Regions from separate parts of the Homo sapiens genome. Here all the other regions are linked to region 2. A link is a contact called in ENCODE Hi-C or POLR2A ChIA-PET data. All regions are on one chromosome and are shown on one strand. The core of a region is the stretch at or near the end of the contact, and the rest is flanking DNA. Distances in the headings are between cores, read along the strand shown.

What was found. A loop is a pair of places that touch in the nucleus more often than their neighbours do. ChIA-PET counts read pairs that join two places held with the same protein, here RNA polymerase II (POLR2A). Pooled maps may share reads with other maps.
Region 1: a pooled map shows a loop between it and region 2 (15-fold over the local background). The contact joins the promoter of PLIN3 here to the promoter of CATSPERD in region 2. A Hi-C loop is called at or near these places in 6 of 50 pooled maps. POLR2A ChIA-PET finds 5 or more read pairs at or near these places in 2 of 52 experiments (MCF 10A and PC-9).
Region 3: a pooled map shows a loop between it and region 2 (10-fold over the local background). The contact joins the promoter of SLC25A23 here to the promoter of CATSPERD in region 2. A Hi-C loop is called at or near these places in 7 of 50 pooled maps. POLR2A ChIA-PET finds 5 or more read pairs at or near these places in 4 of 52 experiments (CD4-positive, alpha-beta T cell, CD4-positive, alpha-beta memory T cell, RWPE1 and 1 more).
Region 4: a loop to region 2 is called in a pooled map, with 19 times the contacts of the local background. The contact joins the promoter of UHRF1 here to the promoter of CATSPERD in region 2. A Hi-C loop is called at or near these places in 8 of 50 pooled maps. POLR2A ChIA-PET finds 5 or more read pairs at or near these places in 5 of 52 experiments (MCF 10A, activated CD4-positive, alpha-beta T cell, activated CD8-positive, alpha-beta memory T cell and 2 more).
Region 5: a map of naive thymus-derived CD4-positive, alpha-beta T cell shows a loop between it and region 2 (28-fold over the local background). The contact joins the promoter of FEM1A here to the promoter of CATSPERD in region 2. A Hi-C loop is called at or near these places in 2 of 168 maps with a recorded cell type or tissue (both naive thymus-derived CD4-positive, alpha-beta T cell), 5 of 37 single-sample maps with no recorded cell type and 16 of 50 pooled maps. POLR2A ChIA-PET finds 5 or more read pairs at or near these places in 2 of 52 experiments (CD4-positive, alpha-beta T cell and naive thymus-derived CD4-positive, alpha-beta T cell).
Region 6: a loop to region 2 is called in a map with no recorded cell type, with 39 times the contacts of the local background. The contact joins the promoter of KDM4B here to the promoter of CATSPERD in region 2. A Hi-C loop is called at or near these places in 5 of 37 single-sample maps with no recorded cell type and 12 of 50 pooled maps. POLR2A ChIA-PET finds 5 or more read pairs at or near these places in 4 of 52 experiments (B cell, activated CD4-positive, alpha-beta memory T cell, activated T-cell and 1 more).
Region 7: a loop to region 2 is called in a map with no recorded cell type, with 28 times the contacts of the local background. The contact joins the promoter of DPP9 here to the promoter of CATSPERD in region 2. A Hi-C loop is called at or near these places in 4 of 37 single-sample maps with no recorded cell type and 12 of 50 pooled maps. POLR2A ChIA-PET finds 5 or more read pairs at or near these places in 1 of 52 experiments (A673).

What each region holds. Positions count from the first base shown.
Region 1 is chr19:4,865,907-4,869,259 of GRCh38, forward strand. PLIN3 (perilipin 3) reads right to left here and starts at 1,761. Exons shown (of 8, transcript NM_005817.5): 1 at 1,703-1,761. RefSeq lists enhancers at 729-1,078, 1,021-1,521 and a silencer at 1,739-1,918.
Region 2 is chr19:5,719,158-5,722,726 of GRCh38, forward strand. It overlaps CATSPERD (catsper channel auxiliary subunit delta), which reads left to right and starts at 1,480. Exons shown (of 22, transcript NM_152784.4): 1 at 1,480-1,651. The coding sequence starts at 1,581. It overlaps LONP1 (lon peptidase 1, mitochondrial), which reads right to left and starts at 989. Exons shown (of 18, transcript NM_004793.4): 1 at 547-989. The coding sequence starts at 975. RefSeq lists silencers at 599-678, 809-858 and enhancers at 670-1,186, 1,139-1,238.
Region 3 is chr19:6,457,958-6,461,610 of GRCh38, forward strand. SLC25A23 (solute carrier family 25 member 23) reads right to left here and starts at 1,835. Exons shown (of 10, transcript NM_024103.3): 1 at 1,516-1,835; 2 at 241-367. The coding sequence starts at 1,671. RefSeq lists silencers at 1,587-1,646, 1,697-1,836, 2,347-2,526.
Region 4 is chr19:4,908,176-4,911,772 of GRCh38, forward strand. UHRF1 (ubiquitin like with PHD and ring finger domains 1) reads left to right here and starts at 1,326. Exons shown (of 17, transcript NM_001048201.3): 1 at 1,326-1,480; 2 at 2,701-2,863. The coding sequence starts at 2,711. It also overlaps a transcript of ARRDC5 not described here. RefSeq lists an enhancer at 359-1,265 and silencers at 1,085-1,164, 1,665-2,184.
Region 5 is chr19:4,790,402-4,793,614 of GRCh38, forward strand. FEM1A (fem-1 homolog A) reads left to right here and starts at 1,333. Exons shown (of 1, transcript NM_018708.3): 1 at 1,333-3,213. The coding sequence starts at 1,454. It overlaps LOC124904620 (a long non-coding RNA gene), which reads right to left and starts at 891. Exons shown (of 2, transcript XR_007067103.1): 1 at 797-891. RefSeq lists enhancers at 986-1,643, 1,154-1,423, 1,644-2,300, 1,954-2,013, 2,301-2,957.
Region 6 is chr19:4,967,486-4,970,762 of GRCh38, forward strand. KDM4B (lysine demethylase 4B) reads left to right here and starts at 1,628. Exons shown (of 23, transcript NM_015015.3): 1 at 1,628-1,745. RefSeq lists silencers at 1,092-1,191, 1,502-1,801 and an enhancer at 3,068-3,117.
Region 7 is chr19:4,721,894-4,725,528 of GRCh38, forward strand. It overlaps DPP9 (dipeptidyl peptidase 9), which reads right to left and starts at 1,949. Exons shown (of 22, transcript NM_139159.5): 1 at 1,781-1,949; 2 at 606-658. It overlaps TRG-TCC1-1 (tRNA-Gly (anticodon TCC) 1-1), which reads left to right and starts at 2,177; the gene lies at 2,177-2,248. TRV-CAC3-1 (tRNA-Val (anticodon CAC) 3-1) reads right to left here and starts at 2,814; the gene lies at 2,742-2,814. It overlaps LOC105372250 (a long non-coding RNA gene), which reads left to right and starts at 987. Exons shown (of 3, transcript XR_936274.2): 1 at 987-1,093; 2 at 2,727-2,816; 3 at 3,242-3,635. RefSeq lists silencers at 1,750-1,899, 2,130-2,219, 2,670-2,869.

The sequences.
Region 1 (3,353 bases), core at 511-3,010, 850 kb before region 2:
TAGAGATGGGATTTCACCATGTTAGCCAGGATCGTCTCGATCTCCTGACCTCATGATCCGCCCGCCTCGGCCTCCGAAAATGCTGGGATTACAGGCGTGAGCCACCATGCCCGGCCTTTTTTTTTTTTTGAGACAGAGTCTTGCTCTGTCGCCCAGGCTGGAATGCAGTGGCGTGATCTCAGTTCAGTGTAACCTCCATCTCCCAGGTTCAAGCGATTCTCCTGCCTCAGCCTCCAGAGTATCTGGGAATACAGGTGCCCGCCACCACGTCCGGCTAATTTTTATATTTTTAGTAGAGGTGGGGTTTCACCATGTTGGCCAGGCTGTTCTCCAACTCCTGACCTCAAATGATCCGCCCACCTCAGCCTCCCAAAGTGCTGGGATTATAGGCGTGAGTCATCCTGCCCAGCCCAGAATGGGTTCTAATCCCAGCTTGGCAACTCACTAGGAATAGGAGTTTGGGAAGGCAGCATCCCCTAGGAGTCTTGCTTGCCACATCTGTGAAATGTGTATAAGTGTTTCACAAGAGCCTGGAGTCCCTGTGGACTGGAGGAGACGCTGCTCCGGGGAAGCTCAGATCCGTGCCCGGCACATAGTAAGTGCTCCATAAACTATCTCACCGCACTCTGGCTTCCACGGACAAAGGGGTAAAGCCAGCCAGGAACCAGCTTCCTGCTAGGTACAAAAGTCCCCCAACTGGGAAGTCAGGTGAGAAGACATACCTACCTCCCAGTGATCATTGCCTAAATCTGTGCTTCTCCTCACCTCCTTTGGAGCCTGAGCTCACCTGGGCAGGGGGCCAGGTAGGCAGGCATCAAACTCCTGGCCTCGACCGATTCTCAAGTCCCACTTAGGACTCAGGCAGCTTCCTCCCGTCCCCTCTGTCCACCATGACTTCCTGGAACTGGTTTAAGCAAGGGTGGCCATGGCAGATGTCAACACCCTATGAAACCCCTGGGGGTCAGTGACCTGCCTTGCCGCTGGCTCCAGAAGGGGAGCTCCAGGCCAGACCCAGCCATCCAGCAACTTCAGAGCATGCTAAGACTGGACTTCCAAAATTCCAAGGGCCCCAGGTCCCACTGCCAGGCCTAGCCGGGACAAGAACCCCAAAGCAGTTAACGGATAGGCCTTCCTACTTTTAAGCCACCTCGTCGCCACGCCCACCCGAGGGAAGTGGGCAGGCTTTGCCCAAGACCTCCCCAGAATCAGTTGGGGGCGCCAGGAGCTGGGGCAACCCCCACCCCCACCCGTGGCAAAACCATCTGTAGGGGAGGGGGCTTTGCGGTGGCGGGGGGTGTCTCTGAAAACCCCAGAAGGGAGGGCGGAGATTCTGCCCGCAGGAGGAAACTTGCCTGCAAATGGCGTTTCCAAAAGCAAACTGTTCAAAATTTAGAGAAAACCTGGTGGGCGGGGGGCGGTATTTAGCCCACCCCCTTCAATATCACCCCTTCTACGGGGCTCTTTCGCCCCTCAAAAGTCCCAGGAAGTGAGAAGAGGGTTTCAAAGTCTGAGCTTCGTTGCAGAAGTTGGATTTTTCTGGGGGGAGGGGTGACCAGCCTGGGCTGAAGACCCCTCCCCAGGCCGCAGAGTCCAGCAAATCCCACCCCGAGAAAGGCCCTCCCCGACCCCTCCGGCCCCTGGGGTGCCCCAGGACTCCATGGACACCGCCCCCCAGCTCAACTGAGACGCCCCCGCCACTCACCGCGGTCAACCGGACGTCCCAGGAACAGCTGCCGCGACTTCAAAACCAGCTTGGAAACCGTCCGGGCCGAGGCGGGGGTGGCTTTTACTGCGTGGTAGGTTGGGGGCGCACTGGAGTGACGGGCGAGGGGACCAATCAGGTTGAGGGATTGCCCGCGCCAGGCCCGCCCCTCTCCTCCCTGCCCCGCCTCCACTAGGCCCCGCCCCTCGCCAAGTCATGAAGTCCGGGAAGGACTCCACGCCCTGCCCCTGAAGGGGAGGGAGCACTCTTGGACCACGCCTGTCCCAGCCACGGGACCCCCGCTCCGCAGCTGGGGACCCTGTGAAGTTGGCCCTGGGAGGTGAGTGCGATCGGGGGCGCCGCACAGGTGCTGGGATTCCCCAGGTCGCCCATTTCCCCTATGGCCAAACTGAGGCTGCGAGAACCCTGGGAGAGTTGCAGGGTGACCCTCGCCAGCGCGTCAGGGGCCACGCCCTCCACCATGGGCTCCGACTCAGCTATATGTACACACACACACACACACACACACACACACTTTTTTTTTTTTTTTGAGACACAGTCTCGCTCTGTCGCTAAGGCTGGAGTGCAGTGACGCGACCTTGGCTCACTGCAGCCTCCACCTCCTGGATTCAAGCGATTCTCCTGCCTCAGCCTCCTGAGTAGCTGGGATTACAGACACGTGCCACCACGCCCGGCTAATTTTTTGTATTTTTAGCAGAGACGGGGTTTCACCATGTTGGTCTTGAACTCCTGACCTCAAGTGATCTGCCCGCTTGGGCCTCCCAAATTGCTGGGATCACAGGTATGAGCCACCGCACCCGGCCCAACCCAGCTATATGAGTGACTTGAACCACCACGGGAACTTGTCCAGCCTCCGGCCTGATCTGCCCAACATCAGACCACTTCATCCTCCCAGCACTGTATTGTCTTTTTAATCATCCCTATTTTGCAGAGAAGGAAACTGAGGCCTGGAGAGGGTCAGCCAGGGGCAATGGAGGGGTCAGGCTCCAGGCTCTGTGACTGCTGGATCAACCTTTTCCTGAAGCTGCCCCCACTTGGATTTTACCCCGCCCCTCTCCACCTCCCAAATTATTTATCCTCTTGGTCTATAAACCAAGGTCTCAATCTCAGATGGTCCAGGGAGGAGGTGAATATTTCTGCTGAGGAGGTGGCAGTGATGCCCTGCTTAGAGGGGCAGGGGAGAGCAGTGCCCTATGGGAGACCCACCTGGAGAGTCACAGATCCACAGGAAGTTCAAGCTGTAGACATGTCCTGCCTGTTAGGGAACAATTGGACCAAATGAAACCCAACTGGGGCTTTGTCCAGCCCAGGGGCCACCAGTTTGCCACCTCTGCCAAATTATTTGAATAGAATGAAGCTTCTGGTAGCTTTAGAAAGAACATGGGAAAAATTGGGTGTCTGTGACTGCATTTTTTTGGGGGGGTGAGTGGGGACAGGGTCTATGCTAGCACTGTCCAATAGAACTTTCTGCAATTCTAGAATTGTGTGCCATCCAACATTGTAGCCAAAAGCACCACGTGGCTAATGCACAGTGAGAAGCTGAATGTTTAAATTTTTTTTTTTTTTTTGAGGCAGAGTCTCGCTCTGTCTCCCAGGCTGGAGTGCAATGGCGCGATCTCGACTCACTACA
Region 2 (3,569 bases), core at 230-2,729:
TAGCTGGGAGTACAGCGCGCGCCACCATGCCCAGCTTCAAAGGCAGAAATTTTTGTCTGTTTTGTTCACTGCCATATCCCCAGAACCTAGAACACTCTCTGGCAAATAATAAGCAATCAAGAAGTATTTGTCTAAGAAAGGAATGAATTCTGATCCCAGTGAGGCTCGTAACCAGACGGCAGAGCGCCTGGGGCGAGGAGGTATTACAAAACTCGTGCCAAGTAAGGAGAAAACTAACAGCGCCGTAACACTACTCAGGTCCCTCCCGGCCCCGGATTTCTATGACCGGCGTTCTAAAGTGGATAATCCTAGGCTCATCGGGTTCAACTCCTCTCATCTAACGGATCCTAAGAAATCCGAAAGGGAGAGGACTTTGGCTCAAGGTTCCCAAGCTAGTGGTGAGCAGACAAGGATTCGAACTGCACCCTTCGAGAAACTTCATGTCTGAAAAAGTTGCGAAACACAAGGGCGCTCAAGTGATCCCACGGTTCAGCCCGCTGCTTGCACAGGTGGGAAACCTGAGGCCGAGGCGGGGACTCCCATTACCTCGATAATCTTGATAAAGCGCGGGAACACCGGGTTGCGGGTGATGGCGATGAGCGGCAGGTGCGGAAACACATCGGGGATCGTCATGGGCGTGAGCGCCGTTATGACCGGGCCTTCCCCGGCGCCCGCGCTGCCCCCCGCGCCGCCGGCTCCTTCCTCCGCGCCGCCCTCGGAGGCGTCCTCGCCCCCCGAGAATGCGCCTCCGCCGCGGCTGCTCGCTTCCCAAAACCCCCGCCATTGGCCCCCAATTGCCGGGCCTCGGCCCCACAGTGCCCAAGGAGGAGAGGCGTCGCAGGTCCGCTGGCCTCGGAGCAACCACGCTCCTGCTGCAGTGGGAACCCGCCCCCCGGCGGCGGCCAGCATCGGCCGCCGCAGCACCCAGCACCGCGCCGCTCCCCACAGTCGCACGTAGCCAGTGCTCGCCGCCATAGCCCGGCCATACTGGCGGCTCACACAACTCGCGTCATTTCCGCTCGCCGCGAAACGCACGTGACGCCCGGCGCGTGCCTCGGTACCCGATGGGCGCGTGGCTCGAAACAGCCGCTTCAGGGAGCTGGGCCTACGCGGAGAAGAGGGGGCGGAGTTCGAGCATCGGATCGTCTCCGCCTCTTCCGGTCTCCCACTTTATGCGCTGAAGGCCTTTTCCGGTCACGTGGAAGGCTGTGAGCAGGCGCCAGCGCCCGTACAAAACACTGGTAGTGTTGCAAACGCAACGTTTAGGAACTCATGAGCAGCCTGTGCACATGCTTAGGCGCGCGGACAACATGCGCATGCTCAGACTCTAGACTGGCCACGGGTGGCCGGGTGCGCATACTCAGGCTCTGAGCGCACTTTGGGGTGCGCGGATTCGGGCTTCCCGGGATTCGTCTGCGCATGCTCAAGATTCAGGCGGAGCGCCGGGCTGCAGTGCGCGGAGGCCCGCTCCCGGGACTCATTGATGCGCATGCGCAGGGCTTCAGCCTGCACGTACTCGGATTGTGCAGCGACTCCCCGTGGCGGTTGAGGGGCAGTGGTGGCGGCGGAAGCCCAAGTCGATGCTGATGTTGATGCTGGTGGCGGCTGTGACCATGTGGCTCCGACCGCTGGTCACAGCTCAGCTCTGTCGGTGGGGCTGCCAGGACTCCTGGGGCTGGGGTGCTGCCGGGGGTCGGGAGGGTGCTGGTTCATCTTGGAGCCGAGGCCTGCTCCCCAACCTCACTGAGGCTCCCCTTTTACTCTTTTTAGGAATCGAACTTGACGCCTCGCTCACCCTACTCCACCCCATCCTCCCAGCCCGATATTAAGCTCTCCTACCTCTTTTTTTTTTTTTTTTTGAGACGGAGTCTCGCTCTGTCGCCCAGGCTGCAGTGCAGTGGCGCGATCTCGGCTCACTGCAAGCTCCGCCTCCCGGATTCACGCCATTCTCCTGCCTCAGCCTCCTGAGTAGCTGGGACTACAGGCGCCTGCCACCACGCCCGGCTAATTTTTTTTTGTATTTTTAGTAAAGACGGGGGTTTCACCGTATTAGCCAGGATGGTCCCGATCTCCTGACCTCGTGACCCGCCTGCCTCGGCCTCCCAAAGTGCTGGGATTACAGGCGTGAGCCACCACGCCGGGCCTAGCCCTCCCACTTCTTTTTCTTTTTGGAGCCGGAGTTTTTGCTCTGTTTCCCAGGGTGGAGTGCAGTGGCGCGATCTCTGCTCACTGCAACCCCCGCCTCCCAAAGTGCTGGGATTGCAGGCGTGAGCCACCGCGCCCAGCCTTACCCAGCACATTTTGAAATTTCAGTAAATGTTAGGTTAGTGCATACTCCAACCTGCCATGGGGACCAGTTGCTGAAACTCCGTTCCTGCCCTCAGGGAACTCCCATCTGGACTAAACTGTCACATTCAGTAGGGACCTGTGAGCTGTATTCTTAGGGTGTATGGCCTCATTTGATGTTTACAGGAAGATTCATAATGATTCCTTAACCTTATTTTATTTTATTTATTATTATTTTTTGTACAGATGGGGTCTCACTGGCTGGGTGCAGTGGCTCACGCCTGTAATCCCAACACTTTGAGAGGTAGAGGTGGGCAGATCACTCACTTGAGGTCAAGAGTTCCAGACCAGCCTGGCCAACATGATGAAACCTCGTCTCTACTAAAAATACAAAAATTAGCCAGGCTTGGTGGCAGGTGCCTGTAATCCCAGCTACTTGGGAGGCTGAGGCAGAAAAATCGCTTGAATTCAGGAGGTGGAGGTTGCAGTGAGCTGAGATCGCACTCCAGCCTGGGTGACAAAGGGAGACTCTGTCTCAAAGGAAAAAAAAAAAAAAAGAGATGGGGTCTCACTGTTTTGCCCAGGCTGGTCTTGAACTCCTAGGCTCCAGTGATCCTCCTGCCTCAGCCTCCCAAAGTGTTGGGATTACAGGCATGAGCCACCCATGCCCAGCCATACCCTTATTTTATTTTTTTGAGATGGAGTCTTGTTCTCGTCGCCCAGGCTGGAGTACAATGTCACGGTCTCGGCTCACTGCAACCTCCGCCTCCCAAGTTCAAGCAATTCTCCTGCCTCAGCCTCCAGAGTAGTTGGGATTATGGGCGCCTGCCACCACGTGCAGCTAATTTTTTGTGTTTTTAGTAGAGACAGGGTTCCACCATGTTGCCCAGGTTGGTCTCGAACTCCTGACCTCGTGATTCACTTGCCTCGGCCTCCCAACGTGCTGGGCTTACAGGCGTGTGCCACCGCGCCCGGCCAACACCCTTATTTTATAGATACGAAAGCATACTTAGGAAAGTTAAAGACACACTTGCCTAACAACACATACCTAGTAAGTGGGAGAAACATTTTCCAGTGAAATTTACTAATAGGATTTGTCTCGAGTTCTGAAAATGTGGGTTATATCCAGTTCTCTCATTTCCCCACACAGGCTCTCAAAGAATGGTCCCTGGACCAGCAGCATCAAGATCACCTGGAATTTATTATAATTGGTTAGAAATGCAGTTCCCTGGACCTACTGAGTCGGGGACTTGGCAGTGGGACCCAGCAAACGGTGGTTTATC
Region 3 (3,653 bases), core at 585-3,084, 740 kb after region 2:
AAAATCTAAGGGTAATTATCGGGGTTCTGCCCCAGTAGGGAAAGGAGGTGGGATGGGCTGGCTGGGCCTCGAACCACCTAGCTAGGGGGTGAGGAGTGCTCCTGAAATAGCCTATGAGTCATCGGGGAGAAGCGGCCCTCCCCCTCTCCTCCTAGCGCTGCCAGTTCTAACCCCACTGATGTCTCTAGGGCCCCCACAGCCCTATCCCTTGGGGCCTGCAGGCAGGTCGCCCGACCTTACCATCCTGGTTCCGGTCAAGACTGTGAAACATGAGCAGCAGACGCTGTTCCCGCTCCTGCAGATAGCGGGAAAATTCCTCCAGGTCGAGCCCGCCATCTGGGTCAGCATCACCCTCAGAGGAGATACCCTGACAGAGGGAAAGGGGATAGAGGTGGCTCCAGGAACCTGCTCCTGATCTGGAGGGGACGCATGTCACCTTATGCCTTAGGAACCCAGAGCCCCCAGCGCCTTGAGGAAGGGGATAGAAGACGTCACCCCACTTCTCCCTCAGTCAGCTAACTTCTCAGCCAGATCCCTACAGCCACCACAGGTCTGTGCGGTGGGTGTGAGTGGTCTAGTTTTCCTGGTGAGCAAACTGAGGCTCTGCAAGGTCAAGTCACCAGTTCAAGGTCACAGAACCAGGAAATGGTAACCTCAGTTCTCATCTGTAAAGCCTGTCCTTCCAGCTGTCTCTTGTTTTTAGTTTTTGTTATTTTTTTAGGTATCTCATTCCTGTTGAACCCAGCTGCCTCTTAAAAAACCCTGTCCACATGGGGGACCCAGGGGTTCCCTTTGGAGGAAGCCCTGGGCGATGTGGGGCAGGAGAGAACCAAGCGGAGTGGCTGAGGCCTTGGTTTTTCCCATTTGGGAAGTGGGAGGTTGGACTGCTCTCAGGGTTGCTGTGGTTCTCTTAGAGCGATCTGGGGCTACAGGTGTGGGAAGGACCTGCAAAGTGGAGGTGGGGGCAGCGGGAGGAAAGTCTTGTTATAGGTGCATTCCCAGCTGCGGGTGACCGCAGACAGGATTGGGTCCCTGGCTGGGGCAGCCCGGGACAGTGAGCCAGGCCCGTGAACGGCCCATGAAAGGGCAGGCCAGGGAATGTAAACACAGGGATCGGGGCAGCTGCAGGCCAGGGCAGTAGGTGCCCAGAGGATGGAGGGTGTGTCTCCTGGAGGTGAGAGCAGGGCACGTCATGGGCTGTGCAGTCTGGAGGAGGGTGTGTCCCGGGCAGTGGGCAGGAAAGCGCCCCCATCTCTTCCCAGGCAGACGCCCCCTGCCCCGCAGCAGGGGGATCGGGTGTTGGCCGCGGAACTGCAGGCTTGGGGCCTCGGCGTCCCTGTCTTGAGCGATCCCGTTAGGCCAAACACGAGTGGGTAGGGGGAACGAGACAGAGACACAGGTTCTGGAGTCCAGCCACAGGTAGTCCCTGGTGGCTCCGGCCGCCCAGTTCAGGGGCTTGGGTAACCGGGAGCGGGCGGGGCCGGGAGGGGAGGAGGTCCCTGGGGGTGGGGGTACCTGTTGGGCGCCGGGGTCTGGGTTGCCCCCGCCCAGCCTGGCCAGCCCCTGGCGCAACTCGTGCACGTCCACGCGGCCATCCTTGTTACTGTCCAGCTCCTCGAACAGGCGACCCCAGCGCTGCCGCCGCTCCGCGTCGCCCGGGCTCCCCCGCATGGCGCCCGCCCGGGGGGGAGGGGAGGCCCGGCAGCGGCGGCCTCAGTGGGGGCTTCGCGGCTCCCCCTCCCCCCCCGGGACCCCGCAGGGTCAGCTCCCGCGGCCGCCGGCTCCGCAGCCTCCGCGCAGTCCGCTCGGCTCTGGCACTTGCGGGAGGTGGTGACGGCTAGCCGTCGCCGCCCGCGCCAGAACTTGCGTCTCCTCCCCCGACCTGCATTGGGGGGAGGGGACCGAGGGCGGAGCTGGGGGCGTGGGGAGGGAATGTCTGGGATGGTCTGGTATTGCACAGCCGAGGAACACCAGAGTTCCTTCTGGGAAGACGGGCTAGGGAGCTCAGTGGTCTCAGGTCTGGTTTCAGAGTTCCGCCTCTGCGTGCCTCAGTTTACCCTTTCCCCCTTTGCCCAAGGGGGCAAGGTAGAGCGCTGTCGGGGATTGGGTTTCATAATCCCCTTCCACTTGACCTCCCCGCCACACCCACTAATCTTCAGGAACTCAAGTTCTCGCTTTTCCCAGACGCACGCAAGAACCGTGCACCATCTCGCTCGCTCTCTGCCCGCCCGCGCCTTACACCTTCCCCGCTCGGCCGCAGAAACAGAAGATCCAGGAGCGATGCTCTCCCACTGTCCCTTCTTCCCGCCCGCGCGCTTCCTTTCTCGGTTCCCACTCTGACTGGGAAACAGAAAATCAACGCGCGGCGCGGCTGCAAAGTCGGTTTCCTATTGGTCAGCGCCTCCTGGGCTGAGCCCGCCCGCCCCGCCTCTTCTCCCACCTAGGCGGGGCCTCCCCGCAGACCCCCGACTGCCTCCAGCCCGCAGTCCCACCGCCTGCCAGGAGATCTTAAAGGGGCCGCGGCCGCAATCAGACGCTGAGCGGCGTGGGGAGGGGGTGGCTCAGTGACCCGGGCGCGGGGTTGAGGATCCCAGTGGTCGAGCGCTGGAGGCAGGGCCCCAGCCTGTCGCACTCGCTGCACCTGCGGAATGTCCCTACTGCTAGTTTCGGGCGCAGTTTCTCGATCCACCATTAGGGGGAAGGGAGCCCAGACCACTTGACAGCGAATACTCGATAACAAATCTCACTTTGATTCAGTGCTTTGCACATGCCAGGGCTTTTACTCACCTCTCGAGTCGTCTTTGCCAAAACCCTATAAGGTAGGTGGTACTGGCGTTCGCACTTTGCAGATAAGGAAGCGGAGGTTAAGTCATTCTCCCCAGTCCTGATGACCACTAAGGGGCAAAACAGGGTTTAAAGAGATCTGGGATCCTTAACCATCACTCTATACCCTAGAAAGAATTAATTATCTTTTTTTTTTTTTTTTTTTTGAAACGGAGTTTCGCTGTTGTTGCTCAGGCTGGAGTGCAATGGCGCGATCTCGGCTCACTGCAACCTCCGCCTCCCGGATTCAAACGATTCTTTTGCCTCAGCCTCCCGAGTAGCTGGGATTACAGGCGCCCGCCACCAAACCCAGCTAATTTTTGTATTTTTAGTGGAGACGGGGTTTCACCATGTTGGCCAGGCTGGTCTCGAACTCCTGACCTCGTGATCCGCCCGCCTCAGCCTCCCAAAGTGCTGGGATTATAGGCGTGAGCCATCGCACGCAGCAGTGAGTTTTTTTTTTTTTTTTTTTTTTTTTTTTTTTTTTTTTTTTTTTTTTTTGAGATGGAGTTTCGCTCTTATTGCCCAGGCTGGAGTGCAATGGCACGATCTCAGCTCACCACAACCTCCGCCTCCCGGGTTCAAGCAATGCTCCCGCCTCAGCCTCCCAAGTAGCTGAGATTACAGGCGCACACCACCACGCCCGGCTAATTTTTGTATTTTTAGTAGAGACGGGGTTTCACCATGTTGGTTAGGCTGGTCTCAAACTCCTGACCTCGTGATCCGCCCGCCTCGGCCTCCCAAAGTGCTGGGATTACAGGCATGAGCCACCATGCCCGACCGCAGCCGTGAGTTTTGTATTTTTATTAGAGACGGGGGGGGGGGGTTTC
Region 4 (3,597 bases), core at 76-2,575, 810 kb before region 2:
AAAGTTGCAAAGTCCTTTTAGCTGTGTAAGGCACTGTATTCACAGATCCTGGGGGCGAGGACGTGGGGGTCTAGAGACGCATATCTTCGGGGGCCATGATCTGTCTCCTATATTAGGGACATAGCAGAAGTCCCACTGACCAGATAGAGGAGACTTAATAGAGTGACGAAGAAACTGTAAAAAGCTAAGTGGGAACTCAACATTTTTCTGCTCACAGCTCTCAAGGGAAAGACCAAAGTCCTCCCCGGTGGCCTTCAAGGTATTATATATCACCCCTCTGACCTCAACTCCCCCTCCCCTTTGCTCAGTGGGCCCCAACCACACCAGCCCCTTCCTGCTCCCTGGACACCTCTAAGCCTTTTCCGGCCTCTGGGTTTGACTTTCCCTCCTAGACCCATCTGTCCTTGGAGTCTCATCTCCGATTCCAGCTCAAATGTCATCTTCTCTGAGAGGCCCACCGCAGTGGCCCCAGTGAGAGAGTATCCTCTCTCCCCGCCTCCCACCACATGGCTGCTGGTCACTCTCCTATAAGGAATCATCTGAAATTATCTGCTTTAGTTATTCATTTCTTGCCTGTCTCCCCCAGATAGGAATTTTCCCTCCCTGAGACCACCAACTGGGTCTGCCATGTACACCGCTGGGTTCTGCAGCTCTGAGCAACCTGTCCGGCTGCTTTGTAGGTGCCCAGCACAGGTCACTCCTGTGCCCGCCAGGACTGGTCAGAGTGGAACAGACAGGGCGGAGGGGGCAGGGCAGCCCTGCCCGCCTGGACAGCCTGGAGAAGGCGGGAAAACGAGGCGGGAAAAGACAGCAAACAAGCCCTGCGGGTGGGTAGAGTGGGGAGCCCTGGCAGGCCCTGACGCCAGGCAGTGGGGCTTGGGGCGATCGGGCGAGCCATCAGGGTGCAGGTGGTCTCCTAGGGGCCCCCCACATTCCCTCGCAGTATTTACACATTGATTCCGGCCTTCTTAGACCTACTGGTCAATGCGTGCGAGTGGGGGGCTGCGAACGGACTTGGACTTAAGAGTTCAGGGGGTCTGTACCCTGGGGGTCCCCAAGGCTCCTGGGGTGTCCACGTGCGGGGGGTGACCAGGCCCTGCCACGCAGCCCCTTTGCACGCTGGGCGCGCCCAGCAGAGCGCGCAGGGCTGGGCGGAGCCGTGGCCCACTAGGCGGAGGCGCCGTGGACAGAGGCGGGGGCGCCCCCCACCCTCTTTCTCGCTTCCCGCCACTGCGTCGGCCAATCAGGAGGCAGGCGCCCGCCCCCGGCACGGCCTCCTGCGGCCCCGCAACTCCCAAATGCCGAGTTTTCGCGGGAAAAAAATCAGAGCAGCTGGCAGCGCGGCGGGCAGCGTTTGCCGAGCGGGCGCTCCGGGTCGCACGCAAGTCCGCGCGGGGTCCGGGCCACGCACGCGGTTTCATCGCCATCCCCAGCCGGGCCACGCGCGCAGGCAGACAAGCTGTTCGCGGCGACCGGAGAGGTGAGCGGGCGGGCCGGGTCGGGGTGCCAGCCCGGGCCGGGCGCACGGGGCTCGGGAACTTTGCAAAACTTTCCCGCGCGGCCAGCCCGGGCGCACGCATGTCCCGCACTCTGTCCCGGGATCCAGGGCCTCCCCTTCCACCTAACCCTCGGGAATCGTTCCCCGGCACACATCCGGCTGGAGCCGGGACCAGCGCTGCGTCCCCGGAGCCCGGCGGGGGGTCGAGCGCGCCGGGTGGGGGAGGGCCTGGCGAGCCGCCGGGGAGGATGTCAGGCTCCGCGCCTGCGCGCGGGGCGCCCCGCGATTCAATTGTCGCGCCCGAGCCCGATTTCGCGCGCCCTGAGTTCCCCGGGAGCATCTGGGCCAATGGGGAGCGAGCGGGGCGGGGCGGCCGGGTGCTGCGGAGCCAATAAGAGGCGGCTCAAGTGAAGGGGGGCGGGACTTGACGAGCGGGGGCCCCCTCTGTAGTCCCGGCGGCGGGGGTGGGCGTGGGCTCGCTGGCGCGACCCGCGCGGGCCAGTGGGAGTGCGGGAGGGACGCCGAGGGTCCAGGGTTTGGAGGGGCGCGAGCTGCCGGGGGTTGGAGGTCGAGGTGAGTCGCGGGGCGCGCGCGCTCGCGGGTGGCCGGGACGGGGCGGCCGGTTACCATGGCCACCGCGGGGCGGGCCCGGTCGCGCACGCGCGCGGGGGGGGCCGGCAAGGAGGGGGGGCGTGGGCACCGAGGGGTCCCGGGGTCCGCGGATCTCGGGTGGGGTTTTTCCCTCTCAGTGGCACTTGGTTGAGTTCCCCCGGGACTTCTGAAGTTCCGGCCCGCGCTGGACTTCTGGGATTCCCTCTTCCGTAAATAGGAATCCGAGGAATGAATGAATCAATGAATGAATGAATAAACGAACCAACTCGGCCACTTGGCCCGGGCCTCCTTTCTCCTCTGGTCGTGGGGAAGGAGGGATGGGTTGGACCTTCTGCTTTTCTTTCAATTCCCTCTTTTCATTCTCCTTCCTCCTCAATCTTCAACACTTGGCTAGTCGTTAATGCCTTAAGTGCTTAATTTGTTGTGTCTGGTCCTGGCCAGGGTCTGGCTGTACAGGAGGACTGGAAGGGCATCCTGGGAGTTTCCTGGTGTCCACAGGCCGGACAAAAGCAACCCCGACTCCTTAGAGCATGGCATGGCTCAGAGGTGCTGGTAAAACTGATGGGGGTTTTTGCTGTCCCTCCCCTCAGCGCCGACACCATGTGGATCCAGGTTCGGACCATGGACGGGAGGCAGACCCACACGGTGGACTCGCTGTCCAGGCTGACCAAGGTGGAGGAGCTGAGGCGGAAGATCCAGGAGCTGTTCCACGTGGAGCCAGGCCTGCAGAGGCTGTTCTACAGGGGCAAACAGGTACACCCGCCGCCAGCACCTTTGTTCTATGCCTGGTCCAGGCCTCGCGCCTCTGCAGCCACCAGCCGATACTTTCTCCCTCCCACCTCCCCCCCCAACAACCTCGTCCGGTCCCACTTCATCTCTCCCGGAAGGAGAAGTCCACAGAAACCTCAAATGCCTGCGAGAGGAAGGAACAAAGGGAGGACTCACAGATTGACACGCTGGGCTGGCGGCTGGCCCTCGAATCTATAGGGTCTGGGCTTTTAAACTTCTTTTTTCAAAGCTCCGCCTCAAAATAATGGCTAGAGAAAGAAGTTTTGGAGGTGGCCGATGGAAGGCTGAGGAATTTTCGAGAAAGGGCCCAGGACCATCTGGTAGCTAGGACGGAGGGGACCAGGTTTTCTTTTTTAAACATCCACCACCAATTGCTCTCAGCCTGTACCGGTTAAGCATCAGACCCTGCGAGTGTTTGTTTCTAAAAATTTGGATTAGCTTATTCAGAGTCTGGAGATGGCGCTTGCTAATCAGGAATTTCCGCCACCCTGAGCCTGCTGTGCTGCGGCTGCTGCTGACCTGGGGCGTGTGGTCCCCGAGGGGTCCACCGACCCTCGTCTCTTTCTCTGTTCTGTCTCCAGCCCCTCGTTGCATTTAAAATGTCCCCCTTTGATTTCATAGCTGCCACGTTTGGGGCGCTCCCTCCATTGGCACCTGGGGGTGGAGGTGCTACTTTGGTTGGTGTTTTTGTGGGGGAC
Region 5 (3,213 bases), core at 83-2,582, 930 kb before region 2:
ATTGTATATATATTACACCTCGAATAAACTTTAAAAATAAAGAATTCGGGTCACCAAAGATTTCTTTTTCATAATATAATTCATTGTTGTCAAAAAATGCCAGGGAATGGATCACCTTACAACTGCTAGAATAGCTATCATCAAAAAGACGAAAGGTAACAAACGTTGGCAAGGATTTGAAGAGAACACTTATACACTACTGATGGTAATTTTAATTAGTATAGCCATTATAGAAAATGGTATGGAAGTTCCAAAGAAAAATTTAAAAATAAAACTACCAGGTGATCCAGGAATCCCACTTCTGGGTCTTTATCCAAAGGAATTGAAGTCAGCACGTCAGGCCGGGCATAGTGGCTCACGCCTGTAATTCTAGCACTTTGGGAGGCTGAGGCGGGCGGATCTCCCAAGGTCAGGAGTTCGAGACCATCCTGGCCAACATGGCGAAACCCGTCTCTACCAAAAATACAAAAATTAGCCGGGCGTGGTGGTGGATGTCTGTAGTCCCAGCTACTCGGGAGGCTGAGGCACGAGAATCACTTGAACCCGGGAGGCAGAGGTTGCAGTGAGCCGAGATTGCGGCATTGCCCTCCAGCCTAGGCAACAAGAGCGAGACGCTGTCTCAAAAACAAAAACCAAAACCAAAAAACCCCACAAAGTTATTGAAAGAAATAAATAAAAATAAATACGTAAATAAAAGAAGGAAATTCTGACACATACTAGAATATACATAAATGTATGTAAATGAATAAATGAATATATGAATGTGAGAATAAGAAGTGAGCGCGTCATTTTTTACCGTTCTCCCAGCTCAAAACGTTTTCGCCCCGTCCAGCTTTTCGGCCTCCTCCGGGCGCCCCCTGCCGGTGGGCCGCTTGCCCGTGCTCCAAGCCCAAAACAGACGCGTCCCCTCTAGTCGCTTTTAGCCTTCGGTCTCGGTCCTGATTGGCTCAGAGTCGCTCGTGATCCCTTTTGGGAAATGTAGTCCTTAAGGGTATCGCGCCTGCTTTTTCTATACGCTCTGACGCAGAGATAGCCACGGGAAGTACGTCACCAAATTTCGCCGGTTCCCACAAGCTAGGTCGTGTGACGCTGCATGACGGGAATTGTAGTCCTCAAATTGCTAGCTTCCGATGCCATGCGCTGCGACTGGAACGCCAATTCCCACCATGCCGCGCGCTCACAGCTCTCAGGGGCTGTCCTGTGGCCTTTGGGGAAGTGTAGTCTTGAGCCCCCAAGATTCCTTTTCTGTTCTATGGAGTGGGCCCGCGCAAAGGACTCCATTTCCCGGCGTGCTGCCATCCGTCGGGTCGCGGCAGCCATTTTGTTCCGCCCGAGGAGACCCTAAGATGGCGGCGAGGGGGACGGTGAAGGTTGCCTCCCGCCCGTCCGGGCTCTGATCCTCCGTCTCCCCGTCCCCCGGCGGCCGGCCCATGGCCTGGCGGAGGCCCGAACCATGGACCTCCGCACCGCCGTGTACAACGCCGCCCGTGATGGCAAGCTGCAGCTGCTCCAGAAGCTGCTCAGCGGCCGGAGCCGGGAGGAACTGGACGAGCTGACGGGCGAGGTGGCCGGCGGGGGAACGCCGCTACTCATCGCCGCCCGCTACGGCCACCTGGACGTGGTGGAGTACCTGGTGGACCGGTGCGGCGCGAGCGTGGAGGCCGGTGGCTCGGTGCACTTCGATGGCGAGACCATCGAGGGCGCGCCGCCGCTGTGGGCCGCCTCCGCAGCCGGCCACCTGGACGTGGTGCGGAGCCTGCTGCGCCGCGGGGCCTCGGTGAACCGCACCACGCGCACCAACTCCACGCCTCTCCGCGCCGCCTGCTTCGACGGCCACCTGGAGGTGGTGCGCTACCTGGTCGGCGAGCACCAGGCCGACCTGGAGGTGGCCAACCGGCACGGCCACACGTGCCTCATGATCTCGTGCTACAAGGGCCACCGTGAGATCGCCCGCTACCTGCTGGAGCAGGGCGCCCAGGTGAACCGGCGCAGCGCCAAGGGCAACACGGCCCTGCATGACTGCGCCGAGTCCGGCAGCCTGGAGATCCTGCAGCTGCTGCTGGGGTGCAAGGCCCGCATGGAACGTGACGGCTACGGCATGACCCCGCTGCTCGCGGCCAGCGTGACGGGCCACACCAACATCGTGGAGTACCTCATCCAGGAGCAGCCCGGCCAGGAGCAGGTCGCAGGGGGAGAGGCTCAGCCTGGGCTGCCCCAAGAAGACCCCTCCACCAGCCAGGGGTGTGCGCAGCCTCAGGGGGCTCCGTGCTGCAGCTCCTCCCCAGAGGAACCACTGAACGGGGAATCTTACGAAAGCTGCTGTCCCACCAGCCGGGAAGCTGCCGTGGAAGCCTTGGAATTGCTGGGAGCTACGTATGTGGATAAGAAACGAGATCTGCTTGGGGCCCTTAAACACTGGAGGCGGGCCATGGAGCTGCGTCACCAGGGGGGCGAGTACCTGCCCAAACCGGAGCCCCCACAGCTGGTCCTGGCCTATGACTATTCCAGGGAGGTCAACACCACCGAGGAGCTGGAGGCGCTGATCACCGACCCGGATGAGATGCGCATGCAGGCCCTGTTGATCCGGGAGCGCATCCTCGGTCCCTCGCACCCGGACACTTCCTATTACATCCGTTACAGGGGTGCCGTGTACGCCGACTCGGGCAATTTCGAGCGCTGCATCCGCTTGTGGAAGTACGCCCTGGACATGCAACAGAGCAACCTGGAGCCTCTGAGCCCCATGACCGCCAGCAGCTTCCTCTCCTTCGCGGAACTCTTCTCCTACGTGCTTCAGGACCGGGCCGCCAAAGGCAGCCTGGGCACCCAGATCGGCTTTGCAGACCTCATGGGGGTTCTCACCAAAGGGGTCCGGGAAGTGGAACGGGCCCTGCAGCTGCCCAGGGAGCCCGGAGACTCAGCCCAGTTCACCAAGGCGCTGGCCATCATCCTCCACCTGCTCTACCTGCTGGAGAAAGTGGAGTGCACCCCCAGCCAGGAGCACCTGAAGCACCAGACCGTCTACCGCCTGCTCAAGTGCGCGCCCAGGGGCAAGAACGGCTTCACCCCTCTGCACATGGCTGTGGACAAGGACACCACAAACGTGGGCCGCTATCCCGTGGGCAGATTCCCCTCCCTGCACGTGGTCAAAGTGCTGCTCGACTGCGGGGCCGACCCGGACAGCAGGGATTTTGACAACAACACCCCGCTACACAT
Region 6 (3,277 bases), core at 378-2,877, 750 kb before region 2:
TTGCAAACAGATCGGCCTTCTCTTTTTTCTTTTCTTTCCTTTTTTGAGACAGAGTCTCACCCTGTTGCCCAGGCTGAAGTGCAGTGATCTCGACTCACTGCAACCTCCGCCTCAGCCTCTGGAGTAGCTGGGATTACAGGCATGCGCCACCATGCCTGGCTAATTTTGTATTTGTTAATAGAGACAGGTTTTTGCCATGTTGGCCAGGCTGGTCTCGAACTCTGGACCTCAGGTGTTCCACCCGACTCGACCTCCCAAAGTGCTGGGATTACAGGTGTGAGTCGCCCGAGCCACAGCACCGGGCCTGGCCTCCTTTTCAATTGCTACATAGTAAGTATTCCAGAGTACTGATTGCTATTAAGTTACTTCTCTAATCCCCCACTGATGGATAGTTAGTGCAAAACATTGGAAACAGTTGCAGACAGCCCTGCCGCCGGCATTCTTGAATTGTGTAAGCTCCAGACCTTTTTTCTGGGTACATCACCTCCAGGAAGAACTGCTGGCTGGGTTATCGGGTGGTGGATGCACTTAGAATGTTATTAGAAAATGTCAAATTGCCCAATTTACACTCCTGCCACTCCAAATGGGGGCATGCCTCACACCCCTGCGTGGTCCAGTACACAATGAATGCTCATTTTGTGAAGTCACAGGGTCAAATCTTTCTCCGTGCCTCATCCCACTTAATCCTTGCAACATTCTCAAGAGGCGGGTAGACGGGGTGTGGCCACTACCATCATATCCATTGCACAGTTGGAAACAGACTCAGCGAGGTTACTTTGCTGGAGGTCAACCACAGTGAGGCATGGGGCCCGGCTTAGCTTTGAATCCAGGTCAGAAAGCACCAAAGCTCATTCTCTCCCATACATTTTAGGGAACTCGGGGAGAGGGACCCTAACTATTCCGAAGGCCTTGCCCCTTGGCAAAGGTTTGTTGATTGTGATGGGAATAGACCTACGGTGGCGGGGTGGAGGCTCTTGCTGCTTTACCCTATGTTCTCGGTTCTCCTCCTTTGCAAAACGGATCGCTATGTCTCCTTGCTTGGCACTTTGCAAATTGGGGAACGCTAAGCCCACATTCCGGCCACGGGTTTCGAACCTCCAGCCTGCACGTTCCCGGCCGGTGCTGATGCTGTGCTGGGTCTCACGTACTCAGCCGCCGCCTGATAACCAGGGCGGGGCCCGGAGCTTGCGGGCAGTGATTGGCACCTGCCCCAGCCTGTCCGCGCCTCGGGCTGGCCCCTCAAGCCAATACTGGCTCCTCTCTGTGCGGTCGTCGGGCGGGCCCTGAGGCTCCCTTGTCAATCCAAGGCCCAGCTGCCGTCGGGTTGGTCGCGGCAGCCTTGGCTGGCGTGCGCCCCCTCCAATGAGAACAGAGCCGGTCAGCGGGCACGTGGGTGGGCGCCGGCGTGTCCCCGCCGGTCTGCCAATGAAGAGGCGAGGCCGGCGTTTGTCCCCGCCCAATCGCGGCGCGCGGTGGGCGGGCCGTGCGGTGTTGATGGGCCCGGCGGAGGGGAGGGGCGGAGCTGTCAGCTCCGGCCAATGGGCGCTCGGGCGTGGATCCGGCAGCCAATGGCAGTCGGGGCGGAGCTGGCGCGCGGCCTTATAAGCCCCCCCGCGAGCGCTTGCGGAGGGCTCGGTCGCCAGCAACCGAGCGGGGCCCGGCCCGAGCGGGGCCTGGGGGTGCGACGCCGAGGGCGGGGGAGAGCGCGCCGCTGCTCCCGGACCGGGCCGCGCACGCCGCCTCAGGTGAGCCCACGGGGAGGCCGCCCGGCCGTGTCCGAGCGCGGACCCCGCCGCCATGGCCGCCCCCGCGTCGCGGCTCGGGGCTGCGGGCGCGCCCGGGACTCGAGGCCCAGGCCTCGGGCGCGGCCTGCTCGGGCCGGGCCTCGCGCTTTGTCCGGGCCGGCGGGGCGGTTGGGGCGTTAACCGCCCGGCCCGGGGGCGCCCGCTGGTTTTCGGGCGGGGGCGGCGGGGCCGGACAATGGCGGGGCGCGCCCAGGGGCGGGAGCGGGGGCCCCTTCCCGGGCCGGGGGCGCGCGGGGGCTGGGCACAGACGGCCCCGGCGCCCCGCACAAAAGATGACAGCGTGGGTGGCCCCGGCCGGGCCCTTTTATCACCCGGGACAAGCCTCGGCCTATTATTATTATTATTTTTGAAAGAAAGCAAGAAAAAGGAAAAAGACCCCAGCCCCTGGGTAACCCCCGCCTGCGTTTCTGGCCCTTTGGGCGCCAGGGGGGCTAAGGGGAAGCCCCCCAGCTGGACACCCAGGGATGCCCCCTAAATGCCTATCATTGCTCCTGCACTGCCCCCACCTCCGGTCAACCTGCTATGCCTTGGTAGCTTCCAAACTTGCCCCCCTGTACGTACCCGAAACCCCCACCCCGCCATAAGCATATGCAATCTGGATTTTAGAAAAAAATCATCTTGCTATGCAACGGCAGCCTCCACGAGTCTCTCCGTCCCTCCCCCTTCCAGCCTGATCGCCATCTCGAACGAAGCCCCTGCTCTAGAGAAATGAATTGAGGAGTTGCTTCCGCCGAGACCCCTTTTCTGTGTCCCCCGTGGACATCCCCCTGGGAGCTGGGGACGGACTCGCTCTGAAATCTGCTTGACCTGGGGTCTGCCAGGGCCCAGGTCTGCGCTCAGTGGTGGCCATGACAATCAGGCAGGACGGGGGACTCTGTCCACCTGGGCACGGTGGAAGGTTTTAAGGGGCATGTTTTCCGCCCCTGGGGGCAGTGGAGGCATGGACTGCTTTTGGGTGCATCCCATCTGTTTGCTTGGGGGAGGATGCTTCTGTTTTAATAATTTACCAGCACCCTGTGAGGAAGTGTTCCCCGAGTTGTGAAACTAGTGAGAAGGTGGTTCAGCTCCGTGGAGCCTAGTGATCCTGTCATATGTGAAGAGCGTCTTTTTCCATGTGTTTCTGGCTGGGGCGTGTATTCAGCAAGTTCCTTTGGGTCCCACCGGGTGCCTGCACTGTCTTGGGATCTCTGGATACTGGACTGAATTCAAGGGATCGGTGCCCTGCCCCAGTCCTCTGCCTCAATGGCCATTTATCAGAATGTCCCCGGGCTGGAGAATGCTCCTAAAAACAGCACCAGTCCTAAAGCAGGCTCATTAGACGACTCCTATGGGCTTTTATCACTGCCGTTATGGGAGCTAATGACTCCCCTAATTCTCCAATAATAGCTTCCTTATGAGCCACCAGGAGGGTTTGTCAACACACGGGGTCAGCCTTCTCCTGCAGCCCCTGCTGAAGCAGTGGGCATCCTCTC
Region 7 (3,635 bases), core at 699-3,198, 1.0 Mb before region 2:
AGCGTGGGCTCTGGTCTCAGAGAGAAAGGTTCAAATCCTGACTCTGCCACTTCTGGGGAAGTCGCTGAACCTCTCTGAGCTTCCACTTCCCCAGCGAGAACATGGTATGACAGTATCTACGCCTGGGGCCACCAAGGGAATTGAATGAGACTGCACACATACAGCTTTTAACACAGTGTCTGATGTAGCACAAACTAAATGACAGCTAGCATTGTCAACTAAACAAGATACTCAAAACCACAGGAAGGGGGAGACTCAAACTAAAGTCCTTTCAGGGCCAGAATCCACACCATTTACTGACCGGGTCAGGCAGTGTAGGTGGATCCAGGCACCCCTCCACCAAATCCTGCTGAAATCAGCACTCTCCCCTTCCTCTCCTCAAAGCCTTCAAAAAGCTCCTTCCAGGGGCAGCTAGAGGGGGACAGGGGTGGAAAGAAAAGCCTCCAGCAGGCGCACAAAAAACTGCAGCCACTGCCCTGCGGAGGACAACCATCCAGGGCCATAGAAAACCATTTCCTGCCCATGTCTATATTCTAGAGCAGGCAAAGGAATCCCACCAGCCCACACCCCAGCCTTCCTGGCTGCCAAACCCCAGCACAACTGACCTTCTAAAGGGTCCAGAGAGCCTCCATTCCAGCTGCAGGCGTGGGACACAGACCTTTATAGGATAAACATGTCATGAATGTGGCAGGTTAATGGAAGCACCGGCCAGCCGTTCAGCCTCCCCCACTCAGGAGCTGCAGACTGTCAGGCCCGATTCTACCTGGCTAGATTCTAGCTCTGCCTTGAAGCCCTGCAGCACTGTCTGCATGCCCTGGACAGAATCTGGGAGAGAAGCCATCCCACGGGCCCCGATTCCCCTGGGACCCAGCAGAGGAATGCAGGGATTGGTGCCTACGGTCCACACCCCCTGGGCTTTAGTCCCAGCTCCTCGAAAGCAGGTTGGTTCTTGCCTGGGAGGCAAGTGACTTCCTCCTGGGGCCCCTGGGGAAGACCAGGGGGTGGGGGCCAAGGGAATAGACCACTTTTGATGGCTCAGAGGCAGCGTGAACAGGGAAGTGTCAGGGCTGGCCTAAGGCTGTGTGGGAAGAAGGTAGGCGGTTGGACAGGCCTGAGAAGGGAGGCTGAGAGAAGGGGGCTGAACCCTGTGGGCTGGACCCTTGGAAGACAGCTATGCTAACCACTACACCACCAACGCCTCGGCAGGAAAAAGAGTCTCTGGATACCCTTAATAGAGGGATCAAGTAGGGTTGAGGATCAGGACTGGATTGGGGAGACCAAGCCTCGGGGCGAAGGTTGGAGGAAGTGGTAAAGGAGTGAGGACAGGATGCAGGTCGAGGGAGGTGGCCTCTGTGCATATACAGCATTTGCATGGGGAGAGGGAGGAGATCGGGACCTCCAGAGCCTGCACGAAAGGGGAGAGGGTGTCAAGGTCTGCAGCTACGAGGACGTTCTTGGGTGCGGCCACCTCCGGAAGGGGTCAGAGCCTGGTGGCCTGGGCAGCAACGGGATGGGTGGGGAAGCCCATCAGGGAAGGGGAGAAACTGGGAGGTGGCCTGGCCAGCGCAGGAATCGGGGAGGGAAAGAAGGTGGAGGAGGGCCTGGGGCGGAGAGGAAACGAGGCAGGGGGCCGGAGGGACCCACAGACGGGTGCATGGAGGCTCCGGGGTGCGGGGAGGCCAGGCGATGGCGAGGGCAGGGTCAGGGCCGAGGCGGGGCCGGTCAATGGCGGGTTCAGGGTCGCGGCCGGGGCGGGACGAGGCGCGCGGGCGCTGCTCACCGGGACGTGGGGCGGCGGCCGGACTGGGCAGGTCGTCCCGGGTCCAGCGGCGCCTCACGGTCGCGGCTCCATGCCCGGGACTGCGACCCCGGAAGTGGCGGGAGCGGGGGACGACAGCCGCGGCGGACACAGGGGACCCGCCGGCTCAGGCACCTTTGACCCGGAAGTTGAGCGACCCAGGCGGCGGCCTGGGATTGGACACCACCAGGCACGTACCAAGGCGTCCGCGGCGCTTGGGGGGGAGCCCGCGGCGCGGCGGCCTAAGGTGCGTAACGCCCCATGAACGACATCTTCCGGTGGGTTAGGGAGAGACACCCCCCTGTGACTTGGTATCACTCAGTCAAACCCATGATCCCCCACTATTAAGGATATCCGGAGAGGATGCTACCTATCAGGGCGTTGGTGGTATAGTGGTTAGCATAGCTGCCTTCCAAGCAGTTGACCCGGGTTCGATTCCCGGCCAACGCATGCGGTACCACTTTTGCGAGTTTGAAATTTTCATTTTAGTTTTGAGACGGAGTCTCGCTCGGTCCCCCAGGCTGGAGTGCAGTGGCGTGATCTCCGCTCACTGCAACCACCACCTCCCAGGTTCAAACGATTCTCCTGCCTCAGCCTCCCAAGTAGCTGTGATTACAAGCGCACGCCACCACGCCCATCTAATTTTTGTATTTTTAGTAGAGATGGGGTGGGGTGGGGCGGGGTGGGGCGGGGTGGGGGGGGGGGGGCGGTTCACCATTTTGGCCAGGCTGGTCTCGAACTCTGACTTCAGGTGATCCGCCCTCTTCGGCCTTTCAAAGTGCTGGGATTACAGGCGTGAGCCATCAATCACGGAAAATTTTTTTAAATCCCATAAAAATGTCTAAAAGGCAGGAGGAAGGCGGAAGAGAAAGAATGGGACTAGAATCGTTCTTTCGGTGAATTTCAAATAGTATTACTCTCCGGTTAGGAAAAACAGCTGACCTGTTTCCGCCCGGGATCGAACCGGGGACCTTTCGCGTGTGAGGCGAATGTGATAACCGCTACACTACGGAAACCGGTAGGCGTCAGGGTTCTTTAAATTCTCCTATAGAGATAATGTTGCAGTGATAGTTGCGTTGTCCCACCAAAGAAACACTGGCTACAGTCAGCTAAAGCAATATCCGCTCTTCCTGAATATCTGTTATTGTATTTGATACAGTAGAGACCGAAAGAAGGAAAATAAGGAAGACAAAAAGAAATCCAATAAACACCCTTTCCAACACACCCACCCACCCACACACATGTTTATCACTTTATCATAAATCCACCTTCCATTAAAACAATGCACGTCAAACGGCCCACAAACCCATCCGGGGTCAAATGAAGCTTTTCATCTCATAGATATCAATCTATACTTGATATCACATTAGTTTCTGCAGATATTCACCATTTTGCTTTAGATCAAACTACTTTTTTGTGTGTTTTGTTTTTTGTATTTTTTAGAGAGAGTCTCGTTCTGTCGCCTAGGCTCGAGTGCAGTGGTACGATCATCCCTCCCTGCAGCCTCCACCTCCTGGGCTCAAGCGATCCTCCCACCTCAGCCTCCTGGGTAGCTTGGACCACAGGTGTGGACCACCACGCCTGGCTGAATTTTAAAAAATGCGTTTGTAGAGACGGTGCCTTATAGCTGGGACTACAGGCGTGTGCAACCACTCCCAGCTAACTTTTGTATTTTTTGTAGAGACTAGAGGGCCTGCACTATGTTGCCCAGGCTGCTTTCCAGCTCCTGACCTCAACGTGATTCGCCCGCCTGCAGCCTCCCAAAGTACTGGGATTACAGGCATGAGCCACCGCGCCCGACCCCAACTACACTGTAAAAGAGCTTTCTGAAAAGAAA